4 separate regions of the Homo sapiens genome follow, and regions 1, 3 and 4 are each linked to region 2. A link is a loop called in an ENCODE intact Hi-C map of the cell type or tissue named here. Cell type or tissue: heart left ventricle. All regions are shown on one strand.

The links. A loop is a pair of places that touch in the nucleus more often than their neighbours do. Peaks named below come from ENCODE experiments on the same cell type or tissue, not always from the same donor. Only the 100,000 strongest peaks of a DNase experiment are listed, where the experiment ranks them.
Region 1: it touches region 2 in a loop (14-fold over the local background); 22 of 110 quality-filtered maps call a loop at or near these places.
Region 3: a loop joins it to region 2, with 3 times the contacts of the local background. A loop is called at or near these places in 8 of 110 quality-filtered maps.
Region 4: a loop joins it to region 2, with 5 times the contacts of the local background. A loop is called at or near these places in 21 of 110 quality-filtered maps.

Annotation. Positions count from the first base shown.
Region 1 is chr13:106,701,220-106,703,719 of GRCh38, forward strand. No RefSeq gene overlaps it. Among named protein-coding and RNA genes, the nearest start is that of LINC00443, 49 kb to the left of the region's middle. In heart left ventricle, no CTCF peak of the experiment used is centred here; no DNase peak of the experiment used is centred here; H3K4me3 peaks cover 311 bases; H3K27ac peaks cover 1,798 bases.
Region 2 is chr13:106,916,761-106,919,260 of GRCh38, forward strand. LOC124903248 (translation initiation factor IF-2-like) reads right to left here and starts at 369. Exons shown (of 2, transcript XR_007063941.1): 1 at 124-369. RefSeq lists enhancers at 767-1,644, 1,199-1,278, 1,369-1,458 and a silencer at 959-1,018. In heart left ventricle, a CTCF peak has its summit at 1,463 (motif pointing left); DNase peaks (open chromatin) are centred at 421, 1,181 and 1,441; H3K4me3 peaks cover 2,500 bases; H3K27ac peaks cover 2,500 bases.
Region 3 is chr13:106,752,008-106,754,507 of GRCh38, forward strand. LOC107984627 (a long non-coding RNA gene) reads left to right here and starts at 1,456. Exons shown (of 4, transcript XR_001750002.1): 1 at 1,456-2,038. In heart left ventricle, no CTCF peak of the experiment used is centred here; a DNase peak (open chromatin) is centred at 1,427; H3K4me3 peaks cover 435 bases; H3K27ac peaks cover 1,804 bases.
Region 4 is chr13:106,711,209-106,713,708 of GRCh38, forward strand. No RefSeq gene overlaps it. Among named protein-coding and RNA genes, the nearest start is that of LINC00443, 59 kb to the left of the region's middle. In heart left ventricle, no CTCF peak of the experiment used is centred here; no DNase peak of the experiment used is centred here; H3K27ac peaks cover 1,416 bases.

The DNA.
Region 1 (2,500 bases), 220 kb before region 2:
AAAACAATTTTTTTTTTTTTTTTTTTTTTTTGCATAGATGAGAGTCTTGCTATGTTGCCCAGAGTCTTGCTATGTTGCCCAGGCTGGTCTCGATCTCCTGGCCTTCCTTAAGTAATCCTCATTCCTTGGTTTCCCAAAGTGCTGAGATTACAGGTGTGAGCCACTATGCCTGGTGGAGATATATGATTTTTAAAACCATAAATGCTCATATTTGCAAAGGAGCTGAGAGATCTAATACTAGGATTTAAGTCCACTGCTGAGTTAAAAGCCTGGCATAGGAGAATGTTTGTTGAATGAATGAAAAGTTATTTGCTATATGGAACAGCAGTAAATATATCATCTGGGTCGCTGACTTATGTACTACCATTGCTTTAGTTAGGTCTAATATCCCATTTAAATTAAAATACTGGACTGCACTGTATTATATGTTGAGTCAGATTTCTCCCAGTCATAATAGAAGAACTACTGTAAGTTACGTTAATACTTGGAAACCACTTGAGTACCCTTTAGTGCAAAGAGACTGTGCTGATTAAATTTCCGCTCACGTAGCTTCTGTAAGTCTTTACCCCACTCCCAAGAAGGAGTTTGAGCCTTAGGAAACCCTGGCTCCCTGGATTCTCTTTCCCGCGGGATGGGCTAATGATGGGGGTAGGGTGGGAGTAGAGCAATTATTTTTCGCCAACTCCAACCACTGCAGGAAGACGCCGGCTACAGAGGTCACGTTTCTCTTGTTTACTGGCCGTGGACATTTCTGTTGCGTAGTTCTTTTGTTTTCTCTGGGTGTAATCTCTGTTGCACATGGAGTTCAGACAATGTAGATGACCCTGTCGTCCACGGACAGAGTTCTCCGTCAAGACATTGTTGCCCCTCACTGGGCCAAAGTCCCATTTTAGTACGAGAGAAAAAAAAAAAAAGAAACAATGGAGACAAATTTAGACACTGATGGGAAAAGAAAAGCAGTGCACTGTCCACCCCAGCCCTAAGAAGCTGCACCCACCAGGTCATTTCCTTTCACCTTCTCAGGGATTCCCAGCGACGCAGAAGCGCTTGTGTGTGCCAAAGCCGAGGGCAGATGATTCACATGTGGCTGACCCTTGCCACGTTAAGTTCATGTCCCAGGAGAGCCTTCTAAAAAAAAAACTACACTCCATGTTTCCAATCAGAAGCAAGATTAATCTCTCCGTTAAAATCTAGACGGGATCATTATCAGCTTTATTTTCCCACCCACTCCTGGCCAGCATTAAACCTTGCGCCAGATGCATCTTAGCACATTCCATATTCACCAGCCTGTATCCTCTGACGGGGGATAAAGCGGCCTCTGCTGAGCCCATTTTTCGCTTCTTGGTCCCATTCTGAAGGAACAGCTTCATCTCATGTATTCGTGTGCTCTCTGCTCCCCCTGACTCTAGACAATGTAAATGGACTCGGTGATGGGAGGAGGCATTTATCAGCATGTGAGATGGATAAGGGTGTTTGAAGGTATCCGCACTGTGTACTATTCGTGCTGGGATGTATGTGTCTACTCTAGAGACCTAGATAGTAAATGTAACAAGCACTAAGACTGCAATCTCCTCTTGCACTGTCTAGTTAATGAGCTGTGAAACCAGACAGATGCGGCTGTAAATACGTAATACTATTTCACATGGGAATAATGTCTGGTTTGAAATCATCTACCACATCACTGGAAGATCTCTTTTTAGCTGGTCACTGAGTGTCATTGTAAAGTGTTTAATAATTACTTACATATTTAGTGGGAAATTCCTTATAGGTGCATATCATCGGCGTTATCACAAATACCATATACATTCCATTTTCAAGCAGTTTTAAAATCTCATACACAGGTTCTACACAGGTATATAAGGCATAATTATTAGACCATCTATATGTACTAATACCCTATAGTTTACTTAATTTAAGTGGATGCAACTTATGGAGCACAACTTTTCAACCTGCAAGCTTTTCTTCTAGTTTCAGTTCCTGAGGGCGTCATTTCCCTCCATCATGTCTCCCCCGAAGTCTCCACTTTTTAAACTTGTAAGAAAGGGAATGTGACAGCAGAGAGGAGAAAAGTAGCAGGGAGGAGAAAAGGCAGCAGAGAGGAAAAAGTAGGTAGCAATTAGAGGTACGTGAATTGAAGGAGGGAATTGTGAAACCAGGGCTGAGAAAAAGAAATCCAATGTTGACTCGTTTCTTTTTAATCCCGAAGAAAAATGCAGCTGGTTTATTGTAAATGAACATGCAGTTACCATGTTTGAAATGGTTTAAATATAGAGAAAATAAAGGGCGCATGCGAAGGTACAAGTGCACACTCTTGCATGGCTTTTTTATAATTTGCCTAAAATACAACTTTCTAGTTTCCCAAAATACACTATCCCACCAAAGATCTGGACATCTTTTGCCACAGAACTTCACACATTTCATTTGATAGGTATTCAAAACACTATAGGATGAAAACCAGAATTTTTAACCTTTGAATCTCTCCATTTCTCTCTCCTCAATA
Region 2 (2,500 bases):
ACTCTAGTTCGTCTTTCAGTACAAACCAACATGCCATGCAGCAAACTCACATTCCTTATTGAAAGGGGAAAAGCGCTGTGTTTTTTGAGAGGGAAGGGAAACACTTTTAAGTGAAGCACTTACAGTTCATGTCGTTTTCAGTGGGAGATGAAGCTGCTGAGAAATTCAATGGTTGTTTGTTTGTTTGTTGTTTCCACAATACAATGAATTTTAAAAAGTGAGCCCACTCATGACTCAAATTACCCAAGTCTGACCCAAGCGAAGGTGCCCCTGGAGTTCTGGAAAACGCAGGAGGCCTCCGCGGGCTGGGTGCGCCCCGAGCACTGCCATCCCTTTTCTTGTAATTACTTAATAGCCTGTGCCTTTGTCTTTTGCTTTGTTTTCTTAAGGAAATGTTAAAAAAAAAAAAAAAAAAAAACGGTGTACAATAAGAAATGAGACTTGAATGCGAGCGGGCGGGAGGCAGCGCTGAAAGAGGCGGCCGTGGATGCCACGGCGCTGGGTTCAAGTCCCGGTCCAGGGGGTTTGAGGGGACCGGGAGACAGTGGCCGCAGCGGCCATGGGGTCCCCGCAGACCTGGCCCAGAGTGCGGAAGGAGTCGCCTGAGCCGCTGTTTTAATTCGTGAATTCATTGAAAGACGAGAGGGCCCCAGGGACTCCCTGGGAACGCTTGGATTGCGGGGGGGTGGGGGGGGGGGCGGTCAGGGCTTTCCTACCCTCCCCGTTTCCCATCCCTCAGAATGTTCTAGAAATCTCAGCACACAGGAAGATGCAGTGGCCGAGGCCCGTAGAAGGAAGCGGGCGAAGGGCGGAGGAGGACGCGCGGGGCCGGGGCCGGGGCCGGGGCCGGGGCCGGGGCCGGGGCCGGGGCCGGGGTCGGGGACGCGGGGCAGGTTCGTGGCGCAGCCCGGGGAGACCTTGGGCGAGGCCTCCAGGCGGGGACGGGAAAGGGAACGGGAACGGGGACAGGGCGCAGGGCAGAGGGCCGGGACGGAAACGGGGACAGGGCGCAGGGCAGAGCACAGAGCGCAGGGGCGCAGAGAAGGGGACGAAGACGGGGCCGGAGGCGCCTGAGGGGGGCTCCGTGCGGGAATCGGCGGCGCCACCCAGCCCCGCACATCGCCGAGAGAGGCCCGCGTGCTTCTGAGAGCGCCGCCCCTGACGTTTCTGCTGCGCGCTGGGACCGAACCTACAGGAAGCAAAACCCTAGAGGAAGAAGTCGGCGGCTTTTTGGCTCGGAGACAAAATGGAGCCCCGCGGATGCAGCCTGGGCTCCCTCGGGCGCATCCCCAGAAGCTGCGGGTGTCCCCGGAGGACTTGAAGTCCTCCCGTGCGTCTCGATGCCACCAGTTTTTGTTTCTTTGGTGAGGAATCGGTTCACGGTGAAACTTCATTCCTCAGCCGGTGGGGAGCCGAGGCTGGGCCGGGCGGCGAGGGTTGCGCTGGGACGCACTGCCCCCTACTGGCCGCTGCGCCGCGTTCCCAGCTGCTCGAGCGGGTGGTTCAGTGAACTCGGATTAATTTAAATACAGCCGTAGATTTGGCTTTTTTCCCTCCCGGGCGAATCTAAATTTAAAAAAAAAACTAGGGAGAGTACCAAACTTAAAATAATAAACAGACTGAAGGATATTATTTCTTAACCTTTATACAGCCTCCTAAAAGAGTGAAAATTTTATTGTGAGTAAAATCAGAGTTTGGCTCTCTGGTATCCCTTCTGCTTTAATGTGCTTTGAGACTATTCTTATGAGACTAGAAATTCTTTGGTTAATGCATATTTATTAAAGACTAAATCATACTACTTTCCAAAATATTAGGCTCTATCAGCAATCCTTGATATGCAAAGAAACCATCTTAGTCCACCTCCAAGAGCAAAACAAATAATGCAGTGAAATATCTTTAAAGTTCAAACAGAATGTTACCAGACATACTTGAGTTATAGCGTCCAAATTACTAGGTTACATAAATTGCTCACAAGCAACCATCACCTGATCATTTTATGTTTTCTAATAACTTAAATGTCCCTAAATTGTAGAGTAGATTAATGCGTAATCGTCAAAGGAACTGTGCTAAAGTCAAAGTCACTTGCAAAGCCTGGATTGGAATTAATTGTCTCAAAATCCTTAGCCTACTGCTTCAACTACAGAACAATGCTCTGCCTTTATTAGTAAGTAGGAGAAAGAAGTTGTTGTGTCAAACACTTTATTGCAAATCCGAGGTTCAGCAGTGAATTCTAATTAATTTTATTATTAAAAAACCCCAAACTTTAAAACATTTTTTCAAAGGGTGGCAACTGTGGCATGGAAATGGATGGATCATTGTTTATTGAAGGGATGTCTCTGTTAGAGTTAGTTGTGTTTTGCTGAGTATAATTATTTTGGGGTTTGGAGGAACTGAGGTGGCTTTTCCTCCGGTTCTTCAAATTAAATAGCTGGATTGCACACATCTTCGTTGGGTTCTGGTTGAGTAAACTTCAGTGTAGTGGGGTGTCACATCACTTCCT
Region 3 (2,500 bases), 160 kb before region 2:
CATACCATATGACTTGAAAAGATGGGAAGACAGAAATATTAAAGGAATCACATTTTAAAAGAAGATATTTTTATTTCTTAGATTTCAGCATTACCCATTTATTTTTTCATCATAAAAGTAAGGAAAAATGTTCAAACTAATAGAAATAGCATATACTACTATGATGAGTAAAATGTCTCCTTAACGTGACTTTGAGACTAAGAAGTCTAAAATAAGGGGTTCATACTGAATCTGATCCTCCAATGACAGCAACTTCTTTCTAGGCTGTTTTTAGTTAACAGATTAGAATACTTTCCCTTCAATATTTATATGATGTTTTTATCAGTATCTATAAAATCTTATTTTTCTCTGCTGTATCAAAATGAGTAAAATACTTTCAGATGATCTCTCATGAACAACTATTTCATATTATCATGCTTTCTTTTAAATGTCTTTACTATATCTTTCTGCAGAATGGTAAAAATATAGTTTTAATACGTTCTTCCCAGGCTACTGCAAGTTAACATGAAAAAAATATTCAAAAAAAGGAAAAATATTCATATGCATTTTCTATAGATACGTATATCTGCCTTCCCGCACCCAGTCAGGACAAAAAAAGAAATTATAATAAATCTACTCATTTCTAACAACCTCCTTGGGCAATTCTTCCGCTGAATTATCGTATTTCTTTCCACCAAGGAGAAAAAACCAACTGAGTGTTAGGTTAGTTCTACGGACATGAACAAGCATTTCCCACAGGATGTGTGTGTGAGAGTTTGTACCCAGAACTCAGACTGGTGGGAAAATGGAAATTAGATTTATGAGAAATTGATGCTGATTCTTAACTTTTCTCATTTTACAGCCCATTGTTTTCAGAAGAGTATGTGTTTCTCATGGGCAAAGGAGAGAATCCAGAGTGAGAAGCTGAAGAAAGTGGGAAGTCCTAGATTGGCGTGATTTCAAAACGTATGATAAGATGCAGGAGCTCATCAGCTGTGGCTGAGGCTGAGTGGCTTCCATTGTGACACAGAGGGACATTGTAAGAGCTTTAAAAAGCAAAGGGGATTCAACCAGGCGATTGTTCAGGACACTGGAGCTGCAAGAAAAACTAACAGCTGGGTCTAAGTCAAACTGCTTTGCACCTCCCCTTCTTTTTTTCTTTTCTTTTCTTCTTTTTTTTTTTTTTTTTTTTTTTTTTTTTGGTCATTTCTAGGTGCAAGTGGGAAGGACCATAACAGAATTATTGTGTTTCTCTAACCCAGGAAAGGAAATTCAACACTCTGGTGCATTCACCCTGTGAACAAGCTTTATTTTATTCCAGGGGAAACAAACTGAAATTTCAGTGTAGGCAAGATGGCTGTTTCTGTCGCAGAAACATTGAGAATATCCCTTAGCAGAATGTAACTCTTAATCAGGGTTGTTTATTCACGCCGGGAGCACGGCAGGTCACGCTGCTCACTTGGTGCCATTTGGTCTGCCCTGAGCCTTCCTGGACAGGAAGTCCTTAAGATTAAAGATTATATTTTTATGGTCTCATGCCTGCCTACTCCAAGCTATTAACTGAAGAGAAATGTAACTAGAAGTCAATTTGTAGAAAGGATATTAACGGTCTTTGGTGTGTGTCACAATGAAAAATAGGAAGGAATCAAGGTGGAGTAGTGGAGAGAAGAAACCAGCTTGGTTATTGTTTGGAGTATTGGAAATAAGAGTATTTCTGTGTGGAAGCGGAATTGTCATTGCATATGTAATTAAAACAAAATTGATAAAAAACGTAGATATTAGGATATTAACAGGTAGGCCATATAAAGGATTTCATCTTACTTACTCCGGCTGCCTTTTTCAAAGCACTCTTTTTCCAAAGGAATGTGCAGGAGAGAGAGGCTGTTTTCTTTGTTTGTTTTTCAGTTGTACTTGATGCTGTGACGTATCCTACAATTGTCTAAATGCAACGCGTTTTGAAAATGTCATTTCTTCACACCAGCCTGGTGGGTGACCTGTGGTTCTGCATTTGATAAACATGCCCCTTGGGTTTATATTTTTGCATTTACTGTTTGTCAAGGTAAGGTAATAAGGCGTTATGTATGATTAAATTAAATTTGAAAAAAAATTCTTTTGGCTTTTCACAATGAGTCATTGTTAATAACAACAGAAAATTCATATTTATTTCCTATGCATGTTCTATGATAGTTTTAAGACTCCTAAGTTTGAATATATATAAGTCTTGAGAGATGACTGAAATTTTTGGAACTTTGGATGTGTCTGTACGCGTGCACATTGGAGTATTCACTTCAACGTGGAAATGAAGCTGTTCCAACATTGTCCATGAGGAACGTTTTAAATTTTTGATTCCTTCTAATCCTCTGTTAACCTTCAATAAGTCACGAATTCAGTCATAGAAATAGTAACATAATCCTTCTTATAGGAAATAATTTCATTAATTTAATAATTCAGTTAAACAATTGCTGAGTTATCAATAAAGCAACTGCTTATTAATACATAACAGTAATTATGTACATTAATC
Region 4 (2,500 bases), 210 kb before region 2:
CTAACACGGTGAAACCCCATCTCTACTAAAAACACAAAAAAATTAGCCGGGTGTGGTGGCGGGTGCCTATAGTCCCAGCTACTAGGGAGGCTGAGGCAGGAGAATGGCGTGAACCCAAGAGGCGGAGCTTGCAGTGAGCTGAGATGGCACCACTGCACTCCAGCCTGGGTGACAGAGCAAGACTCCGTCTCAAAAATAAATAAATAAAATTTTTTAAAAAAATAATAATTTACCCAAAGTCTCATAGCTAGTAGGTTACAGAGACAAGATGCAAGTCCAGGTTCCCTAGAGCCCAAAGCTATACTCTTTCTGCTATGTTCCCTGTGCTATGCTTGATATAAAGGTCAAGAAAGGAAAAAAATTGAGTGAAAATTCTTTATATCCACCATTGAGTTTTCCTCGAGAGCTGTCATGTCCAGAAAGGCCACTTTTGCCCTTATAAAATAAAGCAGAGAACTGAGGCAATTTATTCACTGCCTCCAAATAATCTTTCTCTGTCCTGTCTTTTGGGGAGCATAGGGCATTAGGTTGGCCTCAGTCATCTGCAGGATGCTGCTCCATTTTCCTTTGCCTTCTGGACATGGCCATAAGCAATCATAGTGACAGCAATACTTTGAACCAAATAACACAGTGAGTCAAGTAATTTGTCTTGAATAGATAAGGCTTTGGAATATGCAAATTTAGAGATCATCTTCCAGGTCAGGTAACTAAATTCCCACACCTGGTAAGAATAGAGAATGTAAAACACAGAAAGTAACAAGAATTTCTTATCACCTGCTATATACAGAGGAGAAGGCATTTCCAGATTTTAGTGATGAATCCAGTGATATCTAATTTTTTAAGTATTTATTTTTGTATAAAAAGTAGCATTAATTTTTGTAAAATGGAAAATGATGGAGATGATTGTTTTCTTTCGTCTTTTAAAAATGATAACCGGTTGGCCTCTAAATCTTTTAAGTTAATGTAATATTCATCAAAGTGATAAAAAAAGGTTAACTAATGCAATTATTAGATTATGTGGAAGTCACAGGGTATGCTACAAGCTTGGGCTTATCAGCTCCAGTTTTATTTATTTCTTTTAATTTAACTAGATTTCATTTAGCACTGTACCACACTTGGAGACATTATTCACTAAGCTAAGAAAAGACAACAAAAAATGCCTTGAGGACTAATGGGCCAGGATGTTTTGGTTTAATATCATAACAAGTTTCTATATGGAGCCGTTTTGCTCGTTGGCATGGAGTCATGAGTGTCCAATGCACGCTGCCGTTAAACTCAGTCCTTTACATAAGCGTCTGACTGCCAAGCTGTCCTCTGCCCTTCACCCGGCAGCTTTGGAGTATTTTGGTTAGCAGAGCCAATGCACTTTCCTCCACATAAAGGGAATTACGATTCCACTGGAGGCTCAAAGGGGAAAATTAAAGTCATCAAAAAACTCTGATTCAAGTAGGCATTTTCCTTGAAAATGTGAAGCACGCTTTGATTCACCCCCATCTCTTGCTGAGGGTGCTACAGAGGAGATGCGTTTGGCTCTCCATCCGAGAGGAATCTTTTAGGTTGGTTAATTCCACCCTCCACAAAAACAAAGGGATACAGTTTTTTGGCAGAAGGAGGTGAGAAGAACATGCAAAGTAGGGCATGAAATTTAAACAGGAATTCTCTGCAGCTGTTGTCAAATGGAATAAAAACAGCGTCACAAAGAAGGCAACTAAGGAAGCAGAGGTTAAATGTGAAAGAGCCCAAACTGGTGATGGTCCGAGGGATGCCTAGGTAGAACCGGAACCACTCAGCTTCCTTCTGAGGGACACCGCTGACCCCTCCTGTTGGAGGAGGCCCTGGACCACGGCTGCTGGCCTTTGATCAAACGGCAACATCCTCTGAGCGTGCACCCCTCTGCCAGGCCTGGCAGCTTCTTGGAGAAGAAGATGAGTAATTTTTCCTTAATGATGGAAACATTCTCTCCATGTCTTCTTTCAAAGTTTATGGACAATGATTGCATTTTATGATAATGAGAACAAAGTGCATCACTGTGAATGTGAGGAGTATTTTCCCCCTTGGCAAAACAATTGTTTTACACCTTTCCATGTGTTGCATCCTCGGGAAAGACACTCTGGCATAGATTTCCCCAAAGAAAATCTTTGTTCAGATAAACTTTAATAATAGAAGAGCATACTTGAGAAACAAAAACCCTCACTGTTTTTAGAAGTCCTTTAATAGCTTTAATGTCTAACCAAGAAAGAGCCGGGAAACTCTACCATCACAAGCAGATATTTGCTAGGACTTTTTTTCTTTGAGTTTATTAAATAAAGATTAGCCCTATAATCCTAAAATGTCCCCACAGTTAAGCTGGTGGTTGTTTCCCATTATACAGGCAGTAGTGTGATAGTGGTTTTACTGGATAATGCCATTATTATATATTTTAAAATACAGCATAGTATCATTATTGTTTGTATTCACAATCAGCACCTGGAGCCATAACCTGTCTTATAATCATTAGAAT